Regions from separate parts of the Homo sapiens genome. Here all the other regions are linked to region 1. A link is a loop called in an ENCODE intact Hi-C map of the cell type or tissue named here. Cell type or tissue: endothelial cell of umbilical vein. All regions are shown on one strand. Each heading gives the region's core, and the rest is flanking DNA. Links, peaks and the distances in the headings are about the cores only. Region 1 overlaps HYAL4 (hyaluronidase 4). Region 2 has its middle 20 kb from the start of ASB15. Region 3 overlaps LINC03043 (long intergenic non-protein coding RNA 3043). Region 4 overlaps WASL (WASP like actin nucleation promoting factor). Region 5 overlaps WASL (WASP like actin nucleation promoting factor).

The links. Hi-C counts contacts between places; a loop is a spot of excess contacts. Peaks named below come from ENCODE experiments on the same cell type or tissue, not always from the same donor. Only the 100,000 strongest peaks of a DNase experiment are listed, where the experiment ranks them.
Region 2: it touches region 1 in a loop (7-fold over the local background); 47 of 110 quality-filtered maps call a loop at or near these places.
Region 3: a loop joins it to region 1, with 4 times the contacts of the local background. A loop is called at or near these places in 2 of 110 quality-filtered maps.
Region 4: a loop joins it to region 1, with 8 times the contacts of the local background. A loop is called at or near these places in 6 of 110 quality-filtered maps.
Region 5: it touches region 1 in a loop (15-fold over the local background); 88 of 110 quality-filtered maps call a loop at or near these places.

The regions. Positions count from the first base shown.
Region 1 is chr7:123,861,962-123,868,447 of GRCh38, reverse strand. HYAL4 (hyaluronidase 4) reads right to left here. Exons shown (of 5, transcript NM_012269.3): 3 at 1-225. The coding sequence starts at 174. Among named protein-coding and RNA genes, the nearest start is that of HYAL4, 20 kb to the right of the region's middle. In endothelial cell of umbilical vein, for the core only: CTCF peaks have their summits at 2,519 and 2,720 (motif pointing right); DNase peaks (open chromatin) are centred at 2,757 and 3,297; H3K27ac peaks cover 613 bases.
Region 2 is chr7:123,578,536-123,585,021 of GRCh38, reverse strand. It overlaps a transcript of NDUFA5 not described here and a transcript of ASB15 not described here. Among named protein-coding and RNA genes, the nearest start is that of ASB15, 20 kb to the left of the region's middle. In endothelial cell of umbilical vein, for the core only: a CTCF peak has its summit at 4,001 (motif pointing left); a DNase peak (open chromatin) is centred at 3,881.
Region 3 is chr7:124,781,603-124,788,088 of GRCh38, reverse strand. LINC03043 (long intergenic non-protein coding RNA 3043) reads left to right here. Exons shown (of 4, transcript NR_167671.1): 2 at 217-273; 3 at 6,013-6,086. Among named protein-coding and RNA genes, the nearest start is that of LINC03043, 6.0 kb to the left of the region's middle. RefSeq lists a silencer at 4,440-4,734. In endothelial cell of umbilical vein, for the core only: a CTCF peak has its summit at 2,703; DNase peaks (open chromatin) are centred at 2,748 and 4,618; H3K27ac peaks cover 1,827 bases.
Region 4 is chr7:123,699,097-123,705,582 of GRCh38, reverse strand. It overlaps WASL (WASP like actin nucleation promoting factor), which reads left to right. Exons shown (of 11, transcript NM_003941.4): 5 at 926-949. Among named protein-coding and RNA genes, the nearest start is that of LMOD2, 46 kb to the right of the region's middle. In endothelial cell of umbilical vein, for the core only: a CTCF peak has its summit at 3,872 (motif pointing right); a DNase peak (open chromatin) is centred at 3,882.
Region 5 is chr7:123,679,383-123,685,868 of GRCh38, reverse strand. WASL (WASP like actin nucleation promoting factor) reads left to right here. Exons shown (of 11, transcript NM_003941.4): 11 at 1,289-3,926. The coding sequence ends at 1,350. Among named protein-coding and RNA genes, the nearest start is that of LMOD2, 27 kb to the right of the region's middle. In endothelial cell of umbilical vein, for the core only: a CTCF peak has its summit at 3,050 (motif pointing left); a DNase peak (open chromatin) is centred at 3,028.

The sequences.
Region 1 (6,486 bases), core at 562-5,561:
CTGATCTGTTGGAGCATTCCAAGCAGCTATAAAAGGTTTCCTTTGATAAATTGGAAGTCGAGCAGGTTTTAGACAAGAGATAGACTTTAGAATAAAAAATATAAGGAGCCATGAAGTGAGATGTACTGGTTGAACAACACAAAGCTTTAACTGTCCTTCAGATAATACTTTCATGGTAAGATAAAAATGTTACGTTATCTTCTGCTTTAGTGCACTCTAGAAGACCTGTGGAGAGATTTAATTTTCTGTTAGTCATAGTTTTGAGGAAAAAGACTCAAATAATAAATAGATATTATTATTATATATGACTATTTGTAAAGTGTATCACTTAAAGGTCTCAAAGAGGCCTATAAATAAATTGAGATATAGAAGCATATGTAGAGACCTAGCTTCTATTCAGGGGCAGGAAATGCAATTCAACAAACATTCATGGAGCACCAGACCCCATGTCCAGAAAACAAAATGAATAAGATGTAGTCCTTGCCTTTAAGGAGTTCATGATCAGATAAAGATGTGAAATAATATTTACCATCATTTTGCAAAACTCATCAAATCCCAGGCATTGTGCTTAACTGCTTTGTAAATATTTTTTTTAAACTTGTAATAACTACATAAGGCTTATAATTACATTTCCATTTTACAAATGGGGAAACTGAGGCTTAGAGAGATGAAAAGGCTTGCCTGATGTCACTTTATATGGAAGGCAAGGTGATGTAAAATTTAAATAATAAAAATGCATAACAAGTACTACATGATAATTTATTGGAGCAATTACTTCTTGGAGTAAGCAGTAGGTAGGAATGGAAAGGAAAGTGATTTGAGTGGCAAGAAATTAAAACCAGCCCAACTATCCCAAAGAATAGATGTTTTGGGTTTCTTCTGAATAAACTTAGAAATTGACCCTCCCAGGGTAAAACTTAAGAAAGTTATATTTGTCTTATCTGGGTTCCTTTCTCGGTAAACCAACCATCAAGCCTCCCAGAATGTTTCAAGGAACTGAAACTTACCAGATTATCACATCTAAACAATGAGACACCAGATGCCTCACTCATCATGATTGCCTAACTGACCACTTGCCTGTTGACCAAGTCCTCTTTCTTACCCTTCCTTAATTCCTGTTTTCCCACACATAGTTACTTTTCTTCCCTACTTTATAGACCCCAAATTTTAGTTGCTTGGGGAGATGGATTCCAGACTGATCCTTTATTCTCCTTGGCTGCAGCACCCAAATAAGGCCTTCTTCCCCAGCAATACTCCTTGACTCAGTGATTGGCTTTCTCTGCAGCAAGCAACAGGACCTAGACCAAACCCCTGGTGTAACAGAATGTCTCAGGGAAGACACTGGAGTTAAAAGAGAAGATAGAGCCAGGCAGGGTGGCTCACGCCTATAATCCCAGCACTTTGGTGAGGCCGAGATGGTCACAAGGTCAAGAGATCAAGACCATCCTGGCCAACATGGGGAAACCCCATCTCTACCAAAAATACAAAAATTAGCTTGGCGTGGTGGCACATGCCTGTAGTCCCAGCTACTGAGGAGGCTGAGGCAGGAGAATCGCTTCAACCTGGGAGGTGGCGGTTGCAGTGAACCAAGATCACACCACTGCCCTCCAGCCTGGCAACAGAGCGAGACTCAGTCTCAAAAAAAAAAAAAAAAAAAAGAGAGAGAAAGAGAAGATAGGTAGGTGTTTGGATAGTAGAAGAGGGAAGACGATAGTGGCTACTTTGTCAAGTTATTTTTTAGTCATCTCTTTGTAAAACTACTATGAAATTATTTTTGTAAAAGCTCATCAAAGGGTTTGATGGCATAAAACGTTTGCAGTCTTGTGTGTCATTAAGATGAAAATGCATTGTGGTTATGCCTGATGCCTAGTGAGATTAAGGTGTCCAGTAGACATTTGTCCTTTGGCTGTGTGCTCCGGATACAGACCCCTTTCCTCAGTAGTCAATTCTGCACCATAAGTATCTTGGAAGGCAAAGCCCATATTTCATTAAATAAGCCAAAATGTCCCAGCCTTCCTTGCAGGTTTGGTATTGGTCTATGACTGTCGTCAGTCCAATTAGATGCATCCTAATCTAGGCTTTGAATTTGGATATTGAGATTCAAGGAGGCTGAGGTGACATTGCCAGTGGTGACGTAAATTCCAGTGTCAAGGAGCAGCAAGCTGGGGCATCCAGATTCTGAACCTGATGCCCATAATGTTACTGTTAAGTGGAGATATTGTCCTCAAGGGACACCGCCTTTCTGCTCAAGTAAGCAAGGTTTGTTTTGGTTGCTTACAACCAGGAACTCTGATTTATAGAGAAGTGATATGGTTTGGCTGTGTCTCCAGCCAAATCTCATCTTGAATTGTAGCTCCCCTATTCTCCCTGTCATAGGAGGGACGTGGTGGCAGGTAATTGTATCACAAGGGCGAGATTTCCCATGCTGTTCTTGTGATAATGAATAAGTCTCATGCCATCTGATGGTTTTATAAAGGGTGGTTCCCCTGAGCATGCTCTCTTGCCAGCCACCATGTAAGATGTGATTTTGCTCCTCCTTCACCTTCTGCCATGATTGTGAGGGGTCCCCAACCATGTGGATCTGTGAGTCCATTAACTCTCTTTTTCTTTATAAATTACCCAGTCTCAGGAATGTTTTCATTAGCAGTGTGAGAATGGACCAATACAAGGTGCTTTTGTGGCTTGTAGTAAAGCCTGTGCTACATGTTGTGTGTAATTATCACGTCTAACCACCAGGTGTCACCAGCCAAACCTCATGGTATTTCTCAGGCCTTGGACACTGCTGTAAAAAAATTTTAAGTAATTCACAAAACTTCCTCCAAAGACATTTAAGAAGGCCTAAGTAAATGGATAAACACAAAACACCAGTATTTAGGAGCTATAGAGGTAGATATTTTCATTTATTGAATATACTCCTCCATGCACAAAGCTGAATAAGATTACCCCACTTAGTAGCATGAAATATATCATACTGTAGCTCTAAATTATGATTTGAAGAGAATAGTATTTTCAAGGGAATCTAATTTTATGAGTAAGAAAAATTGTGGTACTCAAAACTTCCCCTTCTCTTTGATTTTTTATTATATTTTGCCTCCAGGTAAGAAAAATAGATTTACATATGCATTCATTAATAGAAGGGGGAAGAAGCTTTTCTTTAAATTTAAAATTGAGTTACATTAGAAAAGACTATATTTGTGTACCAAAAAAAGAAAAATCTACCCTGCCAGATACTTCCTGCTTTGGTCTCATTCAAAACATAGTTTTCCACTGACTATTGTTTCCCCTTTGGTCGGCTCCCTCATCACCACCATAGAACATCCTGGTTCATTTATTACAAAGTTACCAAGTGATTCTCTTCTCCTATCTTGGAATGTTATTATTGTTCTCAGTGTCTCAGGGAAGACACTGTAGTTGAAAGAGAACTGGTGAACTGTTTGTTCTGGTGAACTGGAGGTGCACCTTACATGGCAGATGGTAGACATAGCTCCTGATAAAATGTGTGGGTGCACGACCAAAAAAGACAAAATAAATAAGTAAAATCCTGTGCCCGTGTCTTCTGCTTGCTGTATGTCAGGTTTCTGCTTCCTATACAGCCAGGTCAGGGCACTGGTGTGCCCTCCTAGTTAAATATGGCTTGTTGGGAGGAGATCCCCTCACGTGACCCCTCTCAGACACTGTTTTCCCTTCCCTGTCCCACCATGCAATCTCTGTTTCTCTTGTCCTTCCTTCACCAAGGAACCTCCCCAAGCCTGCCCTTCCAAAAGTGCCCTTTGCTTCAGAGCTTCCCTAGACCTCTTTCCCTCACCCCACCTATGCCATTAAAATCCCCACCGCTGAGCTCTGCCTTATCTTGACTAGTTCTTGTAGCATAGCAACCTGTGCAATTATCCACAGTTAACCATATCACCAGCAATAGCAACCTTCCTTTTCTTTCTCCCTTCCCCCTTCCATAATCCGCCTAGGCAAATGTGCTCCTGTAAACAAACCTCTAAATGACAATGTTTAGAAAGAGTTAGCAAGATATTGGAGGTAGAAGTGAATGAGGAATTTAACCTGGACTTGTCCCTTAAATTTTAATGCCCAGGTTTCTCTCCTTAGAAGTAAGGTCTGTTCTGGGAATATATAGGAAGGACTAGTTCCTTTCCTTCAACAAGGAAACTTCTGTGAAGACATTTTAAAGGCCCCTGAACAAATGATTTTCAATGAAATGACATACTCATTAAAGCCATAGGTAAAGGGAAGTAGCTTTCTCCTGACCCCTCCTCTAGTAGAAGGAAGTGAGGAAGGTTTAGCTGCTACTATGTTGACCTTGGTTTCATAGTTCTAATCTTCTTACCCTGACCAGAGACAAATGTGGCAAAAGCAGCAAACAGACAGGGCCTATTTCAGGTCGGCTCAAGCACCTCACCTCATCACTGCCCCTTCCTCCTGACAGTGAAGGAGACAGTGAAGAAGGTGGCAGGAGGGATGTTCTTTTGAGGGAGACAGGACCACCATGTACAGCTACAAGAGTCTGCAAAAAAGCCTCTATCTCCTATCCCCTACTTATTCCTATCTCCCTTCTCACTCCTTCCCCAAAGAAGCTTACTTGCTTGTGATAAATTAAAAGAAAAAAAAGAGCAACCCTTGGCATTCAGAAACTGTGAGTACTACACTCACAGCTAGGCTGCATAATGCTTCTCTTAAACAATGTCACAGAATACCAGTCTGGACAAGTTTACTCTCAGACCATAATAAAATGAGACAAAGCCAGGCCACTTTTAAATATTGTCTAAGATCAGAAAAGAAGGTCACTGTGCAACCCACAAAATACCAAACATCCCTCTCTCTTGCTGAATGAATGACTGCTATTCTTTACCCAATCACAGGAACGCCTCTGCTTTCTGACAACATCTAATCTAGAGAAAATCCCTGCCTTCTTAGACTCTTCACCAAGTCACTCAGCCAAAACCTAAATCATATGATAGTTTCCTCCTAATACCCTCTTACTGAGACACCCCATGGCTTCCCATGGTGTGCACCCTCCCTTCCCACAATAACTGATAAAGTAAACTAATTTAACTGCAGGTGTGCTCCTGGTGGTCTTTGGAACACTGACATTGTATGATGAAGGCAGAGGCACTTAGTGTTCATTCTTATAAGAATTCAGAAAATGTTTATTGAGCATCTTCTATGTACCAGGCTCCCTTCTAAGTATTAACAATACAATAGTGAGCAAAACAAACAAGAGCCTCTGCCCTCACTGAGTTTAAATTCTTGTAGGGGAGGGAGATAATAAATAAGAACAGTAAATAAATATTCAGTATGTTGCAAATTATGATAACAAAGAAAAATAAATAAGGCAGGATTTGTTCCTAGATGGTAACAAGCCTCACTGATCCCAAGGATAAGAGGAGTCAGCCTGGAGGATGTCTGGGGAAGTATGAGGGAAAGCAGGTGCAAAGGCCCTGTGGCAGAGCATGTCTGCTGTCTCTAAAGACCTTTGAAGAGGTCAGTGACTAGGTAAAAGGAGCCAGAGAAGAAAGAGTGAGGGTCTTGTTGGGGCTTATAGGTACTCAGGCTTTCACTGTAAATGAGATGGGAAAGATGTGGTGGGCTTTGAAAGAAGAATGACATTGTCTGCCATGGGCTTAACTGGATTCCTCTGGCTGCTGTGTTGAGGCAAGCCTTTAAGGGAAAAGACACAAGAGAGAAGCAGGAAGACTATAAAAAGCTCTTGCAATAATCTAAGACAGAAATGAGAGCAGTTCAAACCAGTTATTTATGAGACCATAATATTTTAAATAATCACCACAAAGGAAAAGGATATTATAAATCAATAAATTAATTGCACTAATTTGTTTTCATTTTGATTGCAACTCTAAGTGCCTGTTCTCAAACACCCAGTGCGATGTTTTTTAACTTTACACAGCATGGTGATCCACACTGATCTTTACGATTAGAGTGAATGCTCTGGAAAAGTTTTTCAAAGCATATACTCCCTTCTTAATATTCAGGTATTAGTGAAACGAGTTGATTTTCCAAATCTACATGTCTTCTATTTCTTTTTTCATGATATTGGGGTTCTGTTTTAAAAACCTTTAAGATGCCAAGTGTCTGCTCCTAAAACCGTGAGAGTTTGAAGAGATATCCTGAAGGTCATGGTCCCTAAGGAATTTAATAAATGCACTGTTTTATTTCCAAGCCCTTAAGGAAAGTACTGACCAAAGTGATATTTTGTTGCCAATGATGAAAAATATATATACTCATATATATTTATCAGACTGAGAGACAGAGCAGAACCATCAAGTTCAAAGCTATGTGCTCAATTTCGCAGAACTAATTGCCAACCTATTTTCTAATAAAAGCTTATTAGAGCAACAGCCAATAATAGGCATCTATTTTTTTCTCTGATGAACTTTTTCTCTTTTGAAACATCAATGCTCTGCAAGCTGGCTCTTTAGTATTCCAGCAGAAAAAGCAAAATATTTTAATGTTAGAGGTTTC
Region 2 (6,486 bases), core at 1,054-6,053, 280 kb after region 1:
TTCACTCATTGTTTCTTTCAGGTGACTCTTAGAATCATCTAGTCAAAATGGAATTGTGACTGTAAGTGCACTAAGAAAAGATCCCTTTGGGAAGAATGAACTTATTTTGACAAATATGTTCAATATTTTTACATATTTAAAATATTGACTCTCACCCAGGAAAATATGTCTTAATTTATTCAAAACTTTTCTTTTGAACTAATGGAAAGTTTCATAGTTTTACTGAAGTCTTGAATATTCCTGACATATTTATTCTTCAATAGTTTGTGATTTTTATTTCTTCGTGAATAGAATTGTTTCCCCTGGTTATTCTGGCACATTGAAAGCTAACAGTCTTTGTATATTTATTTTTATTCAGCTGCATTTTAGAATTCCTATTTGTTCTAATGATTTTAGGTTGATTTTCTTGCTTTCTGTACAAAATGCTGTCATGTTGAGTGGTTGAAAACCTTATAAGAAATATTATACTAATCTATTACAGGGAGAAAAGATAGATTCTACTAAGAAACATTTAGAACAAGATGTTAGTATGTAAACTCTTAAGTGTGACTTCCATAGAGCAGTTGTTCTTAGGTTTGACTTGCATTGGAATCACCTGGGGAGCTTTAGAAAACACTGATGCCTAGCCGCCTCCCTCAGATACTCTAATTTCTGTGCATCAGGACATTAAAACTTCTTTCTTTTTCTCTTACTTTTTTTTTTTTTTTTTTTTTGACAAGGCCTTTCTGTGTCACACAGGCTGAGTGCAGTGGCACGATCATAGCTCACTGCAGCCTTGATTACCTGGGCTTCAGTGATCCTCCTGGAACTCAGTTTGGATCATGTAAAATTTGAGATACCTATCAAAGTCTAACAAGAAAGGTTAAGTAGGCAGGTTAATATGGTCCAAGTTTAGAAGAAAAGTCTGAGCTGAAGAAATAAATTAGTGATACTTAAAACCGTGTGGCTAGAAGAGCTCACCAAAGCAGTACATGCACATATAAAAATAGAGATGTTTAAGGGATGAACTCCGGGGCTAACCAGAGCTATGAGACAGAATACAAGCCAAGGGAAGAAAAATATTTACAGCCGAAAGGAGTGATCGACTGTATCAAATTCTGCTGCTAAGTCAAGTAAGATGAGGACAGAGAACTGACCATTGGATTTGGCAAACTTTAGGTTTGGTTTTTTATTGTGGAATCATCTCACTAACTGGCTACACTTCCTTTCCTGGTTTTCCATCTTGTCCCCCCTCTACTTTGCTTCTCAGTATATTATGAAGATGTTATGAGGAAAAGAGACAGTGTTCTTATGCTTAAGGATCAGAAGACCCATATACAATTTCCTAAGTCTAGGAATGTTACTCCTCTTTCCTGTGCCTTCTCTCCGAAAAAATCTTTCTTCGCTCATTTTGTTTGACTTACTTTATGACTAAGGGTTGTTGATTTATCAAAATCAGCTTTTTAAAAGTTTATACTAGTAACTACTTTAGAATAAAGAGAATGTCATATAGCAGAAATTGAAGTAGAATTTAAAACTCATTTTATTGCATTTTCTTAGAGAATCATCAAACACTAGATGAGCAAGTGTTGAGGTAAAGAGTGTATTACCCACTGTCAGAGAAGACTTTTGGAGGAGTTTAGAAATTTGCTACACTTCATGGTTATCAATTCCAGTTTCCCGTTAGTTCCCACTTCCCATGATATCTCCTCATATGATATATGTTGAAATTAGGCCCAAAAATAGCTCTGATTTCCTGTTCAGTTTTAGAATCTACAGTGCTGTCTTTTATTTATTTATCTATTTATTTATCTTTTTAGAGACAGTGTTGTTATAATTGCCCCAGCTGATCTTGAACTCCTGGCCTCAAGCAATCCTCTTGCCTCAGCTCCCAAGTAGCTTGTATTACGGGAGTGAGCCACTGCACCTAGGTCTACAATGTTATCATTTTATGTTCTCTCATCTGAACAGTCTATAATTTTAAAGATCCAAATTCCACTACAATATTTGTTTGTGATGCTTGCCATCTCTTTGCCTGCTATAAAAATTAAATTTTAAAATAGAGGCTAGTAGATTAATTTTTAAAACAAGATTTACACTAGTTTCTTTCATGGTACCAAGTTATCATTTCTGAGCGTTCTAAATGAGGTATATTCCTCTTTGAATAATACTGCATTCATTTATTTGCCAAGTATGTATTTATTAGCTACTATGTGCCTGGTGCAATGAAAATGTTAAAGAAGGCAGTTCTTACTCTCAGTCAGTGGAGGGGATGAATAGATGATCAAAAGAAGGTGATGCTTAGCTTCCAGGAGGGGACCAAGAGTATGCCTTAGACGATATAAAGTCTTGAGCTGAGACTTGAAGGATAAGAAGGAGTTTTCGAGATAATGTATAAGGGGAGAGGCATTCCAGGCAGAGAAAATACACATAGATCTGAGGGAAAATGGCATATCTGGGGGGAATGCTGATCATTTACTCTTGCTGGTCACAGAACGCATTGAGGAACCTACAGACAATGAGCAGGAGCTTTAGGTAAGAGTTAGAATATGTAGGATATATGTATATACTGAACTATATACTGGAGTAAAGAATTTGGGGCTTTATTTTATTTCTTCCTCCAGGACGGTGGCAATGAGAAAAGGCTTTCTCTTTGGGGTGCACTAGGGTAGTGGTGTTATTTGTCAGAATCTCTAAAGGCCATCTGTGGAGTCTTAACATTCTGAAGCACTCACTCCCTTTGGATATTGTAATGCAACCCCCCCTCCCCATCTCCCATTGTCACACATCCTTCCTTCCACAGGGACGTTACCTTCACATACTGTGGGTTGAACCTGTCCCTCAAAGTGGTCTGGGCCTGAGAACCACTGCAGGAGACAAGAAGAAGCCACAGGAGCATTTTAGGTAGGAAAAGATCATGATCAGCTTGAGCAATTTCTCCTCCCTTTCCTTGTTTTGCAGATATTTTACCATTACAATATAGATGGAGATTTTCATCTATTAATAAAAGATGTTCTCTATTCACAAATGGAAATGGAGCAACAGTACACAATTTCTGCCCCAGAATTCATGGCTGGTGCAGGTAAAAAGCTCTTTACAGTTTGCTAGTCAATCCATTTGCTTTACCTAAAAAGTTCATTTATATAGTTTTAAATGGTTTGCAGAAGTCTTTTGAACAGTACTCTTGAAGTTTCATGTCTTTTCCTCAAAACTTGACAGTCTTGGGAGTGACAAAAAGGGAGAAAATATACAAACATATGTGATATATTCATAGCTGGACTTAAACAATGATAAAAGAAAATTTTCATGTTACAGCCTACTTCCAGTAGAATTTTACAATCCTACTATCTAGTAGGAATCATTTCCTCTGAGTGGTGTTCTCACTCTGAGCAAATCATTTCTTAAGTAGCAAATTCTCCTCACAATTTGATGTATATCAGTTTAACCGAAAGACTTTTCAGAAACCTAATATGTAGCAAAGCTCACAAGGTCTTTAGAACATGACACATCAAAAAAGATGAAGGTAGAAATAACAAAAATGTGCCCTTAGGACTTAAGTTGGATGGGATCCCCTTTCTCTGGCATGGAGTCTAGGTATCTGGAGAGTACCTTTTTTTTTTTTTTTTTTAAGTGCTCACTTGAATGATCATGTTTTGTTTTCACTCCCACACTCTCACAATGCCCAAGAAGGGCAAATAGTAAAATGATGCTGTTATTTGATAAATTAATTACTGATGATAGACTCGTTTTGAATTCAAAGTGTTAGGAATTTAATGGAGTTTCTCCTTAGTGGCTTACAGATCTCCCATACCCTTCTACTATCTAGTAAGTATCATGTCCTCTGAACGGTGTTCATGCCCTGAGCAACATTCATGCTCTCAGAGAAACACCTCCTCCTCCGCAAAGAGCTGAAGGAGGTTGGTGGGACACAGATACCACCTGAATTATCCGTAAATACAAGCCATTTTTAAGTGGAAGACAGTTCTACTGCAACAAGCTGAAGAAAGCCAGCACCATCTAGTGGAAGGAGAGTCACACAGGAATGGACGCCTGTTGGTTTGGTTTCCTGTTCTGTATTTTGAACTCTTTGCTGAGACTTAGGTGTGCATTGTTAATATTGGTCTCTTTTCATAATAGACTTAACCGAACGGTCTCTGACCAAGCTTCAACACTGCGTTTTTTTAGTGGTTTGCGGTATAATAATTATAATGATGGCTATGTTTATTTAGATTTTGTTATACCTAAGCATTTCTCTAAGCCCTTATCTCAGGGCTTCCAGGTACGGTTGTGCAGGTTGTATACTGCACAAGGTTGCTTGGGTGAGGTTATGGGGAGACTGGAATCCATCTTAATCTCCACTCACCCACATGGGTGCCCTAGAGAAGGGTTGCATTCACTTGGAGAGATGATCAAAATTTTCCAAACTGCACAAAGGTGCCATATGATGCAGTTCTGGGTTTTCATATGCATTATCTCATTTAACCTCATGGCATTCTTGCAAAGTAGGTGTCATATTATTGTGACCATTTTTCAAGGAAGAAGTAAGGCTTAGGGGGTTAAGTAAAATTGCCTAAGGCCACATAACTACCCTGAGCAGTTTTTGGTCAAGTGGCTCACAGCAGAGGCAAGCTCAAAGCCTCTCCTGTGCCTAGCAAGTTTGATTGTGATGACTGCTTCACTCACTGACTCAAGCAACTCAAACCAAAAACTTAACAAGCAAAGCCAAAAATGTAAAAAGCAGTGCAACAGAGAACGGCCTGCCATGCACCTGAGGACTTCATCTGCCACCTTAGCATAACTCCTGTTTGCTCTCTGAACAGGCAAAACGCATCCTTTCGCTGGGTTCTTGTTCATCTTGTCCTTTCAAATGCCCTTTCTTGCCACTCCCCCATTTCCTTCAGTAGAAATCCTTCTGCTAATTTAAGACCCAATTTAGACCATCCTTCTCCATCTCCATGAATTTTTCTAATCCCGCCAATCTCTTTTCCTCCTTTATTTCCCTATCATATTTATTTTGTTTGCCTTACATAGTAATTATTTATGTACCTTTGTTACATCAGGATTTATTGTAACTTTTTTAAGGACAGGAGGTGTAACAGGCTTTGGACAATGTGGCCATTCAATAAATGAGAATTAAATTGAAAACCTAGAGACCTAAACAATGGCAAGAGAAACCTGCAGTTTTATTATATGCTTTATGTTCTCACTTAAACTAAATGTCTAAATAGGAATTTCATAATATTGAATAATGACAAGCTGGGAGTCTTAAGCCAAATCCACAATGCATTCTATAGCATAATAGATTTGTTTCTAATAAAGACCTAGTGAAAATTGAGTTAGTGTGATTTGCCAAATTAACTCAACTCCCAGGAGCAGAAGGAGTTATAGATTTGCAAATCCCAAGGTACCAGGCATGTTGCAAACTTGTTCTAAATTAAGTTTTAACTTTCATTTTGACTGCAATTATCTATTAAGCCCTCAGGCTACAGTGGGGCAGATAATAGAGAGAAAAGAAATCAGAACAACTCTTCATGGTATTTTTGAGACTATTTATAGAGAGTTTACTTTGCATGGAAGTGAACTGGTAATACAAAAGAATTCATAGAACAAACATATAACTATTGTAACCTCTACAGTGAGTACATAGCAAAACAAATTTAACAATAGTTATTCACTGAAAATGTAAATCTAAGATCCTTATTTTTAACTATAACTAAGAAAGTATTTTTATCTAAAATTTTCCCAATTACACTTATAAAGAAAATGTAGTATATCTACACCATGAAATACTACACAGCCATAAAAAGAATGAAATCATGTCCTTTTCAGCAACATGGATACAGCTGGAGGCCATTACCCTAAGTGAATTAATACAGAAACATAAAATCAAGTACTGCATATTTGTAGGAGTTAAACAATGATATACGTGGACATAAAGATGGATACAATAGACACTGAGGACACCAAAAGGGAGGAAGGAGGGAGCGAGAGGGGCAAAGGTTGAAAAACCACCTATTAGTACTACAATCACTATTTGGCTGTTGGGTTCAATAGAAGCCCAAACCCCAGCATTATACAATATCCATGTAACAAACCTGCATATGTACCACCCGAATCTAAAATAAAATAAAATAAAATACCTTGCATGTAAATTACATTGTCATAGGTTTATGTTAATGAAGACAAACAGAACTAGTTATTTCAAATAGATTGACAAAAATAGGGGAAATAAGACTTTATAAAATAGTTTAAAGATAGCAATGATTCAGTAGCCTGAATCTATAAGAGGAAGGTGGACTTTAGCACATAAAATTCTAACCGTGCATTCAATGTCTCCCTGAGAAAGAAAAGACTAAGCTATTGAATGAAATTGCTGTGGTAAACAGCAATCTCTCTCATTAGCTCAGATATTAAAAGAGTATATACAAAAATTGGCAAAGGTCTCCATAATAAGGAAAAATATCAGTCTGGTGATAATAGTTAGAAAAGCAAATGCCTGAAATTAAC
Region 3 (6,486 bases), core at 575-5,574, 920 kb before region 1:
CACAACAAGAAAAGTATAAATATTTTTCTTTTAAAATGAATGCAACAAACAGGAGGAAATTTTAGAAAATGTTTTTTCCATTTTGTTTAATAAATATGTATCATAACTATAAGTAATATCCAAAATATTTTCAATATAGCAACCAAATGATATCTATTCAAAATCATCTAGGATGTCTCTCTATAGTTCCCTCCCTCTTTATGCTTAAACCCACAGGGCAATATTGGAATCAAAGGATGTGAGTTCAAGTCTTGGCTCTTCAAATTCTATCAGGTAAGTCTTCTCCAAAATGTTGTTTAGTACTTTCATCTTTAAAAATGAGAAAAAGTATTCTAAGTTATTATGTGCTTGGCAGTTAATATGAAAATTATATGCAGTGACATAAAAATGCTTATCCCGTGGAAAATTCTAAATACATTTTACTCTCTTTTTTTCTTCTCTTTTCCTTTCCATCTTCACCTTTTTGATTACTATTTTCTTCTTTTCCACCTCATAACTACATTATATACATATATATATACATATGTATATATATAGAATTTTCTTACACCCATCCCATTCTCTATACTGAAGCCTTGTCATTTAAGTTAATCTCTGCCCAGATCTGACCAAATTCACTTGTCTTATTCTACTTATCCTCTTTTGACTCTCTGTTGTCTCTCACATCAAAAGCTAGTATTTCTCCTTTTGGGGCTCTTTTCTTGTTGGCATTTTATATGCTATCCTGGCTCTGTTAACTCTAACTTCAGTTCCACACAAAATTCATTAACCAGTAGTGTACTCAAGAAATGGCAAAGCGGCCGGGCGCGGTTGCTCACGCCTGTAATCCCAGCACTTTGGGAGGCTGAGACGGGCGGATCACGAGGTCATGAGATCGAGACCATCCTGGCTAACACGGTGAAACCCCGACTCTACTAAAAATACAAAAAAAAAAATTAGCCGGGCGTAGTGGCGGGCGCCTGTGGTCCCAGCTACTCGGGAGGCTGAGGCAGGAGAATGGCGTGAACCCGGGAGGCGGAGCTTGCAGTGAGCCGAGATCGCGCCACTGCACTCCAGCCTGGGCGACTGAGCGAGACTCCGTCTAAAAAAAGAAAAAGAAAAAGAAATGTCAAAGCATTGTCAGAGAAATCATAGTTGTTAATAAATCATTTAGTCTGAAATGTACAGGGTAGCGGTTAATACCATGGGGTCTGGAGCCAGACCTTGGCTGAAAATACAGCTCCACCACTTCCTGGCAGTGTGAGTTTGGTCACGTTATTTAACTCTTTTGGCCTCAATTTGCTTAAATTTCCTTGAAGTCTTGAAGTTTAAAGGGGATAAGGAATGTAATGCAATCAGCACAGTGCCTAGTAGATAATAGTAGCTAACATTTGTGGAACACTCAATAAATGTTAATTCATATTAATTTGGGGATTTTCCAATTCAGTGTGAGAATTAAAGCACAGGTGAGGGACAACTACTGAGAATTGCTTTAATTACTTTTTTGTTTCTGTTTTCATCTTCCTTTTTCATAACAACTCCTTTCTTTTATTTAAAACCTTGTAAAGTTCCTAACAAATGTGAAAAGAACTTTCATGTTTGAGATTCAGAAACTGTAGTACTTCAAATATTTATAAACAGAGAAAAATAATTCTGTCAGTATGGCCACTTAGATTGTATTAGTCTGTTCTCACGCTGCTGTGAAGAAATACCTGAGACTGGGTAATTTATTAGGAAAAGAAATTGACTGACAGTTTTGCATGGCTAGGGAGGCCTCTGGAAACCTACAATCATGGCAGAAGGCATCTCTTCAGAGGGTGGCAGGAGAGAGAATGAGTGCCAGGAGGGGAAATGTCAGACGCTTATAAAACCATCAGATCTCATGAGAGCTCCCTCACTATCACGAGAACATCATGGGGGAAACCGCTCCCACGATTCAATTACCTCCCATGGGTCCCTCCCACAGCACCGAGGGATTATGGGATTACAATTCAAGATGAGATTCCGGTGGGGACACAAAGCCAAACCATATCATAGATATACTAATTTGAATTCTGAAGACATGCCTAAAAACTATTTACTAGAATGAGTAACATAACATGTTGCAGATGAAGGTGACAGGAAAGGTTTTGAGTAAAAAAGTGTTTTTTTACTTCTAGCATTTTGAGTTTTTATTTGACCTGTTATCAACAAGTGAAAAGTATTAATCTGGCAAGCATTAATTAAAACTCTTTAACTTCAATATTTCTATAGGTAAGTCAGATCTTTCTGTGGTTTGTGTAATTTTCATTGCAAGGCTAAAGATTTAAATTTGGCATTCATACTTCTGTCAAAATTCATTTTAAGTCATACATAAACAAGTCATTTGCATGTTGATTAACTACCACAATTTCCTCTGTAACAATCTCACTTTGGAAGTGCATATAAATCACAGCTGAACAGATTTCTATTAGTTCCAAAAGCACATACGAAGTAATTGTTGTTTTTCTGAAGAAAATCTGTAGTGCAAATTATACATTTTGTTTATACAAGCAATCTAGAATGGATGTTTTAATTATGCATTTGTTTATATATAAAACTTGGACTTACAAATCAAGGACTATAAATATAGAAAAGATCTATCCAAACCAGAGTGCAAACTTCACGTGATCAAATTAAAGTTTGGCTTCTGGAAGCAGTTAGCCTACTCAGGCAATCGTATCCAGTAGCATTACCTTCTGCGCGGCAGGAGAGGGAGCTCTTTCCCACAGTATTCTGGACTAATCTTGCAGAAAAAAATCTGGTGCCAGAAGGCAGCCCAGTCAGAGAAAACACCCTACAAGTTCAAGCAGCATCTTGGGAATGCTATGTTTGGAGACCATGAGAAACATAGGTCCTTTCTTGAGTTTATGAAGGTTTTCAGAGATTCCAAATAGTTTTGGAGGAAGACTAAAGTTACAGCATCCACTCAGAACTTCAAAAAAAAAGGAAGGCTTTCCATTTAGTAAGCTCATCCAAATGCGCTCTCAGCCTACTATCTGAAGTCTGCTTAGGGACAAACTACACTAACCTGGAGAGCGCCTTTTGGACCAGGTTCCTCTGGGCAAGTCATTAAGGCTGCTGAGTTAGGAAAGCCTTTACTCCTGGGTAAGTTTCTAGGCGGTGGAAGATGCCACAGCTGTGAATATGTGGTGGACTTTTACTTTGGATTCTGGATCCCTTCCTTCACATATCTCTCGAGAGTTCTAAAATACAAAAAAAAAAAAAAAAAAAAAAAAAAAAAAAAAAGAATGATTTGGGCTATTTATTTTCGGAATTCAACAATTAGAATTGTGCGTTTTTTAAATTCAGATTTAATTTGCACTACAATTGTTATGAGCCTCCCTTTTTTACTAAAAGCATTATGGATAGCATGGAAATATTTATTTTAGTAAACAATTATAGTTAGTGAAGTTGCATACTCCTCCGTCTTAAGACTGAGTATTTACGTAGTGACTATATTAATAACAGGTGTGTATATTTTTTAAAGAACAATTTTCTGAGTTAGTTCTATGTTTATGCAGAGAAACTTTGAGGTGCTCATCTATCACAATCACTGTCATTAATGACAAAAGTAGAAGCATTATGCTATTGCTTTCAGAAAGTCAATGGACATTTCTTAGTTTCAGCAATGAGCTAAAAATAAAATCAGGGTTGATATTGAGTTGTGATAAAATGAACAGTTCACATTAATTTTTCTCAGGAATGAATAAAAACATAATCAGTGAACATAGGTTATCATGTTGAAATAATAACTTTTTTTATTGTTATTTGATTTTTTTTTGAGATGGAGTCTCGCTTTGTCACCTAGGCTGGAGTGCAGTGGCATGATCTCAGCTCACTGCAACCTCCACCTCCCTGGTTCAAACGACGCTCGTGCCTCAGCCTCCTGAGTAACTGGGGCTACAGGCGCGTGCCACCATGCCCGGCTAATTTTTTATATGTTTAGTAGAGACAGAGTTTTACCGTGTTAGCCAGGATGGTCTCGATCTCTTGACCTCGTGATCTGCCCGTCTCGACCTCCCAAAGTGATGGGATTACAGGCTGGAGCCATCGTGCCCAGCCAATGATGGTATGTTTTAATAGATTTCTAACATTCACAAAATAATTGAAGAGGGCACGTATGTTTTGAGGGAAAAGTAAGAAAAATGAAAGCATATATTAGATAGATAGATAGATAGATAGAGATACATACACACATGACCAGATAAGGCAGTATGGTGAAATAGAAAGTAAAGGATAAGAAATGGGGAAGAAAAATAGTTTATGAGTGATAGGCCAGTAAAAATTCTCTTCCATTTTTCTCATGGCAAAGTTCCTTCCTGGTTTCTTGAATTAAAAGGAAGAAAATTGTTATGTGAGAAATATTTCTGTCACATGGAAATACATTTTGTTTTATTTCCATATTGAATGAGGAACATGAATTCCTTCAGTCAGAATGTCAAAGATAATTTTTTTAGAACCTAATATATACATTTTATTAAGCAATTTTTTCCAGAACGTTTTCAAGGTTAGCATGCTGCCATTTTGCCTAGTCTGCTCAGCTCCAGACAACTGGGTGATTTATTTCCTGAGTCCAGGGATGTGTCTTTTGCGGCTTCCTCCTCCTCCGCCTTTTTGACCACTTCTTCCCTCTACCGTCATCTCCATCTCTCCCTAAGTCAACACTCTTCTTCCTGCCTCAATGCCTCTTGAATCACTTACATCCTCTATCATTGTTCTCCATGTGTGTCTTGGCTTTTTCTCTCTGCCATTCATATTCTATATTTTTCTCTCTCACTTTCCCTTTTTCCTTTTTTCTTCCTGGATTGCGAGCAATATAAAGTAGACCTATGAGTTTTAAAAGATTTGGTACGTAAATTAATAAAATTTTGTGATTTTGTTCTAATTTCAAAGTAGGGTGATTTTAATTTTAAAACAACAGTCAAACTGAGGCAGGATAAGTAAGGTTAGGGAGCTGTATTAGTTCATTTTCACACAGCTATAAAGAACTACCTGAGACTGGGTAATTGATGAAGAAAAGAGGTTTATTGACTCATAGTTTTGCAGGCTGTCCAGGAAGCCTGGCTGGGAGGCCTCAGGAAACTTACAATCATGGTGGAAGGCGAAGGGGAAGCAAGTAGGTCTTATGGAGGAGCAGGAGAGAGAGAAGGGGGAAGTGCCACACACTTTTAAACAAAAGGATCTCATGAGAACTCACTCACTATCATGGGAACAGCAAGGGGGAAATTGGCCCCCATGATTCAATCACCTCCCACCAGGCCCCTCCTCTGATACGTGGGGATTATAATTCGAGATGAGATTTGGTTGGGGCCACACAGCCAAATCATATCGGGGTTATACTGACTTGTCCCCTTGTGTGAAGCCCCACGGGCCCCTCCACAGACAGCCCTACATCCCTTGCATCCTTGTGTGCATCAGCACTTCTTTGGCAAGGTAAGCAGTCCTACAGGATACCAGCAGACCACCAACCAGATGGTTACAAGTTCCTGACATCCAGTGTGGCCTGGGAAAGAGAACAAAAGTTTCTTATTCCTGATGGAATTTCCCCATTCTCCAACCAATCGGCACCAAAAGCCCAAGAAGCTATTAGGTACAAATTCCTGCCTTGGGGGAAGGGAAGGGGGAGGAGAAAGGAAAGTGGGTGGCCGGGGGCTTCTCTGGTGTCCTGCATATGCAGCTAGAATCAAGGTTTAGCTTTTAGTAAACTTTTCCTCATTTTAATAATAAAAAAAAGCACCCCTAGGTGGAGATTTTATATGCTAATGATACACATGATTTGTATTAGGGCATGATACATGCGGTGTGTGTTACTGCTAAGCGCATGCTCCAGCTGCAGGTCTGCCTTTGCATATTTGACCTTCCCAGGTCGTATTTTATGAAAATGTATGTACAGCTCCCATAAAAGGAATTCCTTTGAGGCACTAGCTGCTGTCTGCCTCTGAGTAGCTTGCTCTGCCTCTCAGAGTGTACTTTTGCTTTGCAATAAATAAACTTTGCTTACTCTTACTTTAGGCTCGCTCTCAAGTTCTTTTGTGCGGTGAAGTCAAGAATCCGTACCTGCTCACCAGCAACAAAACCACAGTGAAGTAAGGATATGTGTGATGTGTGTGTGTGTATGACCACGCATGTGTGTGCGTGCACGGTGTACATGTGTGTTGTTAATGTTGCTTAGAATATTCTCCTCCTTCACCATCTGACAGTCTCTGGTTCCTCTGGTTCATCCTTCAGAGTTTAGTTCAAATTTCCTTCAAAGTCATTTCTGTATGCTCCCCTATTCCCAATTTAAATTATACCTTTCTGCTACACTCCCTTAATAATGACCATTTCTCAAGTTTCTGTTATAGGCCATAGTTGTGCTTCAGACCTTATAAACATTATCTCATTCTGACAACAACTCTTAAAGTATGTCTCATCACCATTAATTTACAGATGAGGAACCATGGCTCAGAGAGGCCAAGGAATTTGTCTCAAGTACTCTGGGCAAAT
Region 4 (6,486 bases), core at 943-5,942, 160 kb after region 1:
TCCAAAATCATCTTAAGCAGATGAGTTTCAGAAGAAAGAACATGTGCTTTCATCCAGTCCTATAGTTCCAAAAACTGTATGCCAATGACTCTCAAAGTTTTTTCTTCAGTACTGACACATCTTCCCTGACCTTCAGACTCTGTCTACTCAAGTGGCAGAATAGCCTTTAGACTTAACACGGTCTGAGCAGAATATTTGATCCATGTCCTGTATCCTGAACCTTAGCCCCACTCAGATCTGTTCCTATTCTTCTACTAATCTTCCTTGTTTCAGTAAAAGGCATTTGTTCCATCTTATCCCTCAGGCTCACCATGGTCCCTCATAAATCCTATCAGAGTCCTATTGACTCTGCCTTCAAAAACATGTCCTGTCTGACTATTTCTTACCATTTCTGCTGCTACCATCCTAATCCAGGCCACCATGATCTGTCAGCTGGGCTGCCACACTAGCTCTCTGACTGGTCTTCCTGCTGCTACTCAATCCTTTTTACTATCTCTTTTCTATACAGTAGCCAGAGTAAACTTTTAGAATTGTAGATTAGGTTATATCACTTTCTCTATTTAAAATTCTGTAAGAGCTTCCTATCATATACACATAAAATCTATAGTCCTTAACCATGGCCTGTGGAACCCTACATGATCTAGTCCCTGACTTTCCTTCTTGTCTCCTTTCACTGTGCCATTTGCTCACTGTAGTCCAGTCTTCATGATGTTCTTTCATGTTGCACCCTCCTTGGGGCCTTTGAATGTATTGTTCCCTTACTTATTTTATTTAGATCTCTACTTAAATGTCGGGTCTTCTGAAAAATCTTCCTTAGTCACACGTATGTCAATTTAGGAATAAGACAGTTTAGTGAATTAATTTTTTTATGTTGATGTTGTCTTACATATATTTAATAATATTCTTCTAATTTATTTTCTAACAGAGAAAAGACGAGATCCCCCAAATGGTAAGCTTTTTGACAATTATTAATCTTTTAAGATTTTAGATGACAGTTTAATCCTTGTGGAAACATGTACCATACATTAGTAATATTTAGTATCTTTTACATGTTAATCCTTGTGGAAACATGTACCATACATTAGTAAGTAATGTTTAGTATCTATGATCAAATTATACAGTTTATTGTGTTCCTATTTTTAATTAATGATTGACAGATGAGACTTAGGAAACAATATTCTTTGATATTTTTCTAACATGAAGAAAGAATACATAGGGTGAAGATCACTAATACTTATTATATTTTAATTCTGGATTCACAGTTGACTAAGTATACAATCGGACCTTAACATTTTTCCTAGAGGCAGTACATTTTGTCTAGAATATTTGTTAATGTCCTACTTTAAGATTTACCTTTCATTCTTATTTCAAAATATTATTTCACATTGCTTATGTGTTATATGAAGCCCCTTTCAAAATGAACACCTACTGTTGTGGTGTATTTAGAACTAATTTAGCTCTGTATAATGCTCTTTAATTTGATAATGACCACTTGAAGTATTATGAATTCATTTTTTAAAAAACATTGAATACCAGAGAGTAAAAGCAGAATACCAGGATGTAAAAGATAAGGTCTCAGGGGTAGAAATTCTTACTCTAGACTTCATAAACTCCCTGAAATTGTGTGCTAAATATGTTCTTTTCTCTGGAGAGAGAGGATCCATGGCTTTCATCGTATTTAAATGAGGTTCCTGACTCTATGAAGGTAAAGAATCATTCTCCAGCACACTTTGTTATGATAGAGAAAATGGCTGCTTTTTAAAAGCATATCTCAAATCCTCTTATCAGAACCTAGAATGATTATTCAAGGAAAACTTACATAATACAGAGTTCTTAATATATGACAGCTATTGGTGATTGTTGGGGTTTCTTTTAAACAGATACGTTGCCTTTTGATTTTGTCCTTAAATTTCTTTTTCTGATACAGAAACATGAACCAAATGTTGCTGTATTAAATTCTGGGTTGTTTACCTTATTATTAATTTTTTAAATGCCTGACTACCTTCAGTAGTGCTTAACAGGTACCAAATATTGTATAGTTTCACTTTTTCTTTTGAATAGAAATATTAATACTTTTTAGGGCTGTTACGGGGATTGAAGTAATCAAAGCTTAGCATAGTGCTTAATAAATATTAGTTATTCTGATGAAGATGATGACAACAATAATAGCAACTACTAGTTAATGATCTTTTACTACCTGCCAGGCACTGTACAGCAACCTTCTGAAGTAGCTCCTATTATCTCTTTTATAGATAAGGAAACCGAAGCACAGATAGGTAACTTGCTCAAGGTCTCATAACTAGTAAGTAGTGAAGCAAGATTCAGCATCAGATGATTTGACCCTAGAGACTGGCCCTTTAACCACTATGTTATGTCAAGATGATTTTGAAGGCAAAACTGAGACACAGGGTAAATATCATGTCTCAGGATATATAAATTAGTACATGGCAGAGGCAAAAGAAACAGAAGCAGCTGAGTTACAGGTTGCTCATCTGTGAACTTTTAATGTAGTAGTAGAAATTTTCCTTGATATAAGCCTAGTATTTCAACCTTTTTGAATTTGTTACATTATTTTGAGTTTGGAGAGTATATACAGTATTGAGTACCAACAGAGAAGACTTTCTAGTGGTGCCATCGAAACACTTTGGGGAAAGTAACCCCATATTTTAAAGTGTAGATGCTGTAGAAATAATATAATTAAAATTAAGGTTGTAAATACATGTATCCATGTTGGATCAGTTCCAGGATCCCCCCATGGATACAAAACTTCGTTGATACTCAAGTCTGCGATACAAACAACATAGTATTTGCATGTAACTACAGATTCTCCTATATGCTTTAAATCCTCTGTAGAGTACTCATAATACCTAATACGATGTAAATGCTAGGTACATTTGGTCTTAGCCAAAAGGCTGAGAAGTAATGCTGGGTAAATAGTTGTTATACTGTATTGTCTAGGGAATAATAGCAAGAATGTTCTGTACATGTTCAGAACAGATGGACCCATCCATTTTTATTTTTAATCCACAGTTGGTCGAATCCATGGATGTGGAATGCATGGATATGGAACTGTGAATATGGAGGGCTGAACATTTATAAAATGAATTTCTGAAGAGGCATCTAGTTTCCATGAATAGATAGAATTTGAAAATTCTTTATATAACAGTGGTGTTTCATAATTTTATTACCCCTACTAAGAGACCCACTTAGAATTAAATGTAGTTTCAGGCCGGGCGCGGTGGCTCTCGCCTGTAATCCCAGCACTTTGGGAGGCTGAGGTGGGCGGATCACCTGAGGTCAGGAGTTCAAGACCAGCCTGGCCAACATAACGAAACCCCGTCTCTATTAAAAGTACAAAAATTAGCTGGGCATGGTGGCGCATGTCTGTAATCCCAGCTACTCGGGAGGCTGAGGCAGGAGAATTGCTTGAACCCAGAAGGCGGAGGTTGCAAGTGAGCCGAGATCACACCATTGCACTCCAGCCTGGGCAAAAAGAGCAAGACTCCGTCTCAAAAAAAAAAGAATTAAATGTAGTTTCTTTCTATGAGTTGGCCATTGGTTTTAAATCTTTAGTTTTAATCATTTGGCCCAGTGGTTTCAGACTTCTTTCATTAAATAAATGGAGGGTTTTTTTTTTAATAGTGTTGTTAAAGGACAAAATTATACAGCATGTATTGCCAATACTTGTATACTTATAAAATATACATATAATATGGAATTAATATATTAATACACAAAGAATGAAATAAATAATTATTAATACAAGTTGTAATATTTTAAAACTGCTTTGCATTCAACTATCTTGCTTTCCCCACTAAGTGGAGACCACTGTTTAGGAGGCAGCATTATTACTTTACTGTATTTGGTGCACCACCACTAGGTGGCAGTGGGCCCCTGGACCATGTCCTCCAGTAGCTATGCAGGTGCTTTGTCTCAGATCCTTATTTAGATTATCAGTTTACCACACCTTTTCAAATTTTAATTATTAAAAAGATACTTTATGTAGAATTTACATACATTCCTAAAATGCAGTTCAGTAACTTCCTCACTCCTAATTTCTTTATTGGTCAGTCTCACATTTTAGCATATATGCTTTCCAATGATTTGTTCTCAGCTTCGTGACTGCTTGACATCAGAGGCCTCTAGGCCACCTGTTTTTCAACTGTTTTCCTTGGTGAGGCTTCTTTGCTTCTTATGTAATTAATGGGAAACTTGAGTTCTTTTAGATTTAAAATTAACTAGACATGTCTGTTCACAAGAACATTTAAAAACCTTTTCATGCAACAGTTATCCTTAATCAGAAGGAGTTAATTTGTCATTTGTTTTTTAAAAAAGAAGGAAAACAGCCCGCCTTCATTATATGTTTACATAGTAGTTCTTAGGAGGAGTGTAATTTCATAAATGGAATAATTAAACTTTACTAGAAATGACTTCAGTACGTACATCTGTTACTAAATCTTTCATATACTTTATGTTGTTTAAAAAATGGCTCTATACCTTAAACAGGTTATCACTTTTTTTAGTGTGTCGCTTGAAACAGATACTTAATTTGGCTCTAGAATACCATTTTAAACTTATTTCCTAACATCTTCAAACTCTAAAGTAAATAACCATTGTCAACAGAAATAACCGAGTACCTAACCTCTTGAATGTATAGAAATCCATTTTTTTCTAAATTCTGTAAGTTGTTAGTAAATATTTGTTGAATAATGACTTGTTGGACCACAGACCAAGAAAACTGAAAAATTGGCAAACAAAGAATGTATTATGACATTTGTAAAATTAGCGGTGTTATCCACCTTGTAGTTTGACTTTTGTGTAAGAGGTATAAGAGGTAGAATAGTTGGCCGGGCACGGTGGCTCACGCCTGTAATCCCAACACTTTGGGAGGCCGAGGCAGGTGGATCACGAGGTCAGGAAATCAAGACCATCCTGGCTAATACGATGAAACCCCATCTCTACTAAAATATGAAAAATTAGCCAGGCTTAGTGGCACACACCTGTAGTCCCAGCCACCTGGGAGGCTGAGGCAGGAGAATCACTTGAACCCGGAGGTGAAGGTTGCAGTGAGCCGAGATGGCGCCATTGCACTCCAGCCTGGGCGAGAGAGTGAGACTCCATCTCAAAAAAAAAAAAGAGGTAAAGTAGTTAATTGGAAGGGTAGTGGACTAGGAACCAAGATATCAGAATACACTTTTGCTTCTGTCACTAATCATATGACTTTATAAAGATCACCTGACTCTTACTGTCCTTCATTTTCATTAATAAAATGAAAGGCAATTTTGAAAAGAAACTCTAATTTCCCATCTAATACTAATTTTCTATATATCTCCATTATATGGATTTTTCTTTATAGTCTTACTTAAATAATGTTGTTTTTTTTTTTTTTTTTTTTTTTTTTTTTTTTGAGACGGAGTTTCGCTCTGTTGCCCAGGCTGGAGTGCAGTGGCGCTATTTCGACTCACTGCAAGCTCCTCCTCCCGGGTTCACGCCATTCTCCTGCCTCAGCCTCCCGTGTAGCTGGGACTACAGGCGCGCGCCACCATGCCCGGATAATTTTTTGTATTGTTAGTAGAGACGGGGTTTCACCGTGTTAGCCAGGATGGTCTCGACCTCCTGACCTCGTGATCCGCCCGTCTCGGCCTCCCAAAGTGCTGGGATTACAGGCGTGAGCCACCGCGCCCGGCCTTAAATAATGTTTTAACTAGTACTAATGAAATTCATCTATAATGACTTAAAGAGATAATGTTGATGCATAATAATATATTCATGCCTGATTTTTGGGTAGAGAAAGAGGGGAAACAGTCTGATTACAGTATGAGTTAAACATTGTTACTCATTTCACATATCACTTACATTTTGTTCCTATCCTCATTCTTGAATCTTCCTCAGAGACAGCTGAATTACTTTCTCTAGTGAGTTATATAAATCAAGGTTATAAGAAGCTGATTTTTCAAAAATATACTAGCTTGGATAATTTAAATCATTAAACTTAACTTTATCCAACTGTGTTTCCATGCTAGTCATCTATAGTATAATAGATGGCTTTTATATAAGCTAAAGTGGCAGAAAATATTTTTGTTGTTTTCTGTTTTTATATTTTACTGGTGAGTCTGATTGTTTATAGTTGCTATTTGAATACTTAGTTCCGGAAAAGTCATATGAATAAAGAGAGTGCCTAATTCTTTTTCTTTTTTTCCTTTTTTGAGACAGGGTCTTGCTCTGTCGCCCGGGCTGGAGTCAGTGGCGCAATCTCAGCCCACTGCAACCTCTGCCTCCCAGGTTCAAGTGATTCTCCTGCCTCAGCCTCCTGAGTAGCAGGGATTATAGGCACACACCACCACGCCCGGCTAATTTTTGTATTAGAGGCGCGGTTTCACCATATTGGCCAGGCTGGTCTCGAACTCCTGACCTCATGATCTGCCCGCCTTGGCCTTCCAAAGTGCTGGGATTACAGGCGTGAGCCACTGTGCCTGGCCAGGGAGT
Region 5 (6,486 bases), core at 893-5,892, 180 kb after region 1:
TTTATATATAGGTATATGTATTTATATATTTATAGGTGTATATATTTATACATATTTTATATATAGATATATGAAGAGGTTAAATATGGAAAGTCAGTATAATATAGAAGTATGCTTATAAAATCTGATAACTAAATATTCCTTCAACAAATATTTATTGAATGGCTGGTGTGTAGTGCTGTTTTGGTGTTGAGGATACAGTGAGAAATAAGATAGGCAAGGTCCGTGCTGTCATGGAGCTTAATAGATAAAGTACAATAATTTTAGATATTAGCAAGTGATATGAGGAAAGTAAAATGGGATAGGCCGTTACTGATTATGGGGAAGAGCTATACTTTACATATGATGGTCAGGAAAGGCCTCTCTGAGGAAGTAGTTTATGAATGGTTTCTAAATGATGAAAAGATTCAGTTTAACGAAGAAATAGCTACTGCAGAAGTTCTAAAGCCAGAATAAGATTGGTGAGTTTAAGGGACAGAAAGGAGACCATCTTACTAGAGAGAGTGACTTGAAGGGAGAGTACATATGAGAGAAGTTTGGGGAGAGAGAGAGACAATAACTGGACAAATCATGTAGGGTCTTATGGAGGGAGGTAGCATCAGATTTCATTCAAATAGCAGTGGTAGCCACAGGAGGACTTTAAGAAGGGTAGCAACATATTTTTTAAACTTGAAATTTAAATAATATCACTCCATTTGCTCTGAGTCAAATAGACTCTAGAGTTGCAATAATCCAAGCAGGATGTGATGGTGGTGTGGAGAGTAGCAGTGAAAGAGGTGAAAAAGAGCAGGCTTGATAATTGGATCGTGAAAAAGGAGGAAGTAATAATAATTTCTAGGTTTTTGGCCTGATTATGTGACAGGATGGTGATGCCATTTATTGAGATGGAGCAGCAGACCAGGATGGAGCAGGAAAAGAAGATTGGGGAAGGAAATAAAAGTTAGAAGTTTTGAGTTTGAGAATCCATATGAAGAGTACAAGAAGGTAGTTGGATTTGTGACAGAAAGGTCAACCCAGATGATTTTATACATTAACAGGTTGAAATTTGTCACATAGATATTAAGGAACTAGAACCATTGTCTTCTAAGCCCTGTTTTAATCTTTAGTTTACTATCATACTCTATAGATATATTTCTTTAGATTCACTTTAAACTGTTTTAGTAACTAGATTCTTCTGGGAGTCACATTATCTGTGTTTCAGGAGTTAAATAATTGGAGAAACCACCCAAGAATTATGTAATGTCATTTTATTTATGCATATGTTTTAATTGTCTTGATTTTCTTGTAGATGAAGATGAAGATGAAGATGATGAAGAAGATTTTGAGGATGATGATGAGTGGGAAGACTGATCTATATATTATATATATATATATATTTTTAAGGTGAAATACTAAACACTACTTTCTGTCTGTGGATTCTGTAAAATTATCATGTAAATGTTCTACCAATTTGCTGTATATTTTTGTTGCCTTTTTTGCTTTTTTTTAATCTGTGCAATACCTCATTTAATCTGTAAAGGTTTGTCGTAATCCTCTACAAAGCTACTCCCTGTTATTGTGTGCAAGTTTACACCAGGATGCTCACTTGATTTGTGAATATTTTTCATTCCATCAACAAGGGAGTTTAAATACTATATGTGAGACTGACAAAAACCTTAATGTAATTTACTTATAATGCCAGAAGGAAAACACTATTTTCATACCCTACTTTTTCTGTACCTAAATTTTCTTAAAAAAAAATCTAGTATAGCACTACATTCTTTTTTAAGTGATGCAGACCTTAGTTTCTTTAGCCCCTTTATTTTGAATACAATGCTACATATGAATGTTGAAGCTGATACATTGCACAGTTCTGTAGACATCACTACACCGATGTAGTTTCTCAAATTTTAGCAATATGCTCTACATAAAATCACTACAGAGATACTAGTGGGGAAGACGATTAACACACCTCTTACAGTAATACTGCCTGTTATTGGTATAGCAGTGGTATTTGCAGACTGGGATCATAAGGAGCCCTTAAATACTTGTTATTGACTGGGGTTATTTTTATGCTGTAGCAAATGTGACAGGCTCTTTTTAGCAAAATTTTTGAAAATTTTTTTGGTATTACTCTGAAACAAAATTTAAGTTGGAGTTTCAGGGATTTAGGGAGTAGTTTTCATTCTACATGAACTGAGGTAATATTATGGTAACTCCAATATTTGGTTAAAAAAACTATACAAATCAGAATAGTACTAAAATACTGTAGAATTTTAGCATTTTTATTTTGCACTTTGTGTGGATTGAGGTGTTCAGAAATACCAACCATAAAAATGTAATCTAGTTGGCAAAGGTGTGCGCTAAAACACGGAACCGAACATGCATTGATTTGGATAACTTTTGAGGGTTTTTGTCAAATAGCATGTGAAGAGTTACATTTTTCTTAAAAGATTGGTGGTCCCAATGTCAGAGTTCTTGGAACAGATAACTGAATGATAGATTTTTTTTTTTTAAAGATAAAACTTTACAACCTGCACATTTGTTATGCATACTAAATGGTGTGTTAAAATTAGGGTTTCTTTGCCTCTCTACACTACACTAATCTGCCTAAAGGTGGTTGTTTCATATTTATAATGCTAATTATCATACCTACCTACTTTAAATTTTAGGTAGAAAATTATCTGATTTAAATACAAACATATTTTTCTCACATTGAGTAATATGCATAATGTAGTTCCAAATGTATTTCATTACTATAGTCACAATATCCAACTAAAAATTACGCTATCTAGAATTGTACCAACCAAAATCTCGTATTGGCAGATCTTGACAGGCTGGACCTGCAAGATGTGGCTTGAATTTTAACCATTTATTACATAATCTCTAGTGATCATGCATCTAGTTATCATAAGAAATAATTTAAAAGGTTTTGTTGCTGAAAGCAGTAAGTGGTGCAGTAAAATACTTAAGTTATTCAAAGAATGTTATCTTTCTTGCAAGAGTAATTTAAGCACATGGGAAAGATTCTAGACTTTTTGTTTCTTGCAACAACAGTGCCCTCTGCTGCTAGAAACCTTTTTCTACTTACTATCATTTTTATTGTGGCTTGAGCTCAGTCAATCTGGTGCAGATGAGGCTGGACAACTACTAACCAATAAAATCAGGAGTTTGTACAAAAGTTAAATGGAACATTATAATTATTTTAAGTAATGTTAATTGAAAAAATTTTTTCTTTTTGACAATATAAAAAACATTTTAAATTTCCTAGAAATGTCTTCAGGGTAATGCCAATTTAAGATCTCTCTTAACTTGTGGCCAAGAAATTCTAGATTTTCCAGCTGACTTTGGTATAATATATATTTATCAGGAACTTCTCTCAGCAGAGAGTACCCATTCTTCGAGTTCAAAGCACAATTTTAAACATGTAAAATGGATATATAATTTGCCAAAGGTAATTAATTTATTCTTTTTTTCTTAAAGAAGAAAAAGACATTGGTTGTTGTTACAAAAAGTCTAAATTACTGTTGGTTGAAACACAGCAGCTGTGGAGTTCAGTCCAGGCATGAAGACTAAATCTGCTTTACCAAGTAAGGTGTAAGGTTGCATGTTTCAGTCCTCTACCATCCTGCACTGTGAGCAGCACTATACCTGTGCGTTGTCTGAAAGCCTTCCGTATATTCTCCAGCTAAATGGTCGTCTGGTAGCCTTTGCATTTAACAAACTAGCATGAGGCTTTTTATATCTAAATGCTACGTGATAGACAATTTCAGCTAGCCACATATTGTATGTATGAGATTCATAAAGACTTTCAATCATTTCATTTTCAGACAACTGAAATTTTGTTTAGTATGTGAATTCTTTTTTTGAAATGTATAGTGAATAGGATGTTGCACTGGTGGCAATTCATCATGGAGCATAATAAAATTAATTTGACCCAAATAGAATAAAATAATGTGTTTCATGTGTTTATTGTTAAGAGAGTAAAATAGGTTTAAAATTTTTAAACTGTATAGTGAAGGGTACAGAGCGATCAATGATAATGGTTGATGTTTTCAGCAGACTGCATGCCCTGAGAGTTAGAGTGTGCCATTAAATAAACATGGTGAGCAGAAGAATGTTGCACCCTGTTCTGTTGGGAAACATGACAGCTGCTCAGCAGCTCCCCTAGAAGCCACTGCTGTCGTTCACAGAGCATTGACATTGCAAGGTCAAACTGTTTGGAACTCTTCCACATACCAGAAATGTTGAAGTTTTCTAAATCAGAATGATATTGGAGTTTATTGGTAGTTTCAATAAATGCCAAATATAGCAGTTTGTATGGGACATAAGTAGCTTTTAATAAATGATATCAAAGAGGGTGCTCATTTTAAACGGTAAACTCTGTTTTTGATAGATAGAATTTTCTGTTTCACTGACCCTGGCACAAGTGGGTGTCTGAAGATTAAACTGAGTTGCGGAATTCAGAGTGTAGGATGCTACAAAATTCCTTTTAAGAGCTTTGGCCAAATTTAACAACCATTTCAAGAGTAATACGTTCTATTAAAAAGTTGTTTCTGTTGTACAAATGTGAACACTTAAGAATATATTAGACTTTTAAAATAATTTTTTAAAGATGCCTAAGAATTGTTTCTGTCAGGTCATTTTTATCTAATCAACAGAGGGGATTCCCGAGATAACTCTTGTTTTAGAAACGGAGTTCCTAAAGGACAAATATAGAGATAAGGCTTATTTATAGTACAATAGAAAAGCCTGTATGGAAAAGTTGGGAAATTTACCTTCCACATTTATTGACATTGTCACATCTCACCTCCAAAACACAGCATTCTTTATAATCTCTTGGTCATTTATTCATGGATTAAAAAAAAAACTTTGCTTTCTAAGGAAGCCTCTAGGAAAGGTATAGTACACTGTTATGAATATGTTAGAGAACATGCTTTGCAGCTACTGCCTTTACTTCTGTATGTGATACTTGGCATCCTCCATTGCCGTGAGGAGCCTATTGAAAAATTTGTCTCCGGATGCATCTGCCATAGGTTTTTCCAAAAAAAGAAAAGCATCACAGATTGTGCTAACTAACTGTTGATACAGTGTTAACTATTACACAAGTCCAGTGTAACTCTAAATTGGCCATGCACACCATCAAGATTGACAAGTCAAGATAAGATAGCACACAATTATTTTGAGTAAAACTTTGAGTAAATTTTTTTGAGTAAAAATTATTGGAGTAAAAATTATTTTGAGATTGTAATTTATAGGTGGTTTCAGTCTAATCAGATACTTGTGTATTGGGGCGTTTCTAGTAAACTTGAAGTAGTCCCTGAATTATTTAACAACCACAAAAAATCTACCTTAGGATTTTTAAAAAAAAATGTTTCTATTTAACAGCAAGTTCAATTTCAGCAGTATCAGATTGCATTATGGAACTTGAACAAAACACTATTTTCTGTCTTGAATTGCTTAGCATTTCATGACCTAAATTTTGTCTTGTCTTAGCTGTTGCTAGATGTGTGAAGATTTTCATCAAAGCCTAATTTTAAGGATTTTTTTAAGCATCAATATCATATTATGAACTAAATGTGTGGTGGACATTAAGATACAACAGTGGATAGGATAGGTCCCCACCCACATTTACATCATTTAAATCTAAAATACTTATTTCATAAATGAAAGACGTTTGGACCATTGAGTTACATGAGTTACATGAGAACAGGCATGTGGACACCACCAAGCCTGTTCTCTAATTTTGCAGGTGAGGGTCCTCATTCATATTCACAGTGCTTGTGGGGCTTGCCCGAGGTTAAAGTATCTACTAGAAGCCAGATCTGACTAGTTCAGCTGCTCTTTCTCATGCACCATAATCCTATTGTATGCCTTTCTCTTTTTCTTAAGGATAAATGCAGATTTAGTTTGTTTCTGAAAGGTATATGGCTACAAATGTCACCCTTTCTCATATCATCTGGGTGTTGATAGATGCCGCCAACATCCTATGTCCATCTCTAACCAGAAAAGCTGGCTTGTTTTGAGGAGCCAGCCTCTGACTCTGATGCATGTGATTGTATTTTGGCTCATTGGCGGCAGTCACCCTACATTGCCCGAGCATTTGGTCATCACAGGGCACTTCTGTCATCTAGTACAGAGTTGAAATGAGGTTGAGCTTTTCATTCTACATCCAAATTATTTTTGTTAGTTTCTTACAGAAACTATAGGCATTGTTTTTACTTAGACATAAGTATTTCATAAGTCTACAATCAACTTGTCTGACAGAAAATTAAGAATATATTAATTTTCTGAATAATTTTGATCAACAGCTGCACTGTCAATTTAAAGACCGGGAGTTCTTCCAAGGACCACAAGGACAAACAATGCTTCAAATCCAACTTCCTGGCTTTATTATTGATGAGAGAGAGGGAGATCCTAACTTGGTTGCATGTATTTCAACCTTACCGGAAAAGAGGCAGGAAAATAAAATGTGGATCTCGTATTTGTGAAACAAATACAAGAAAC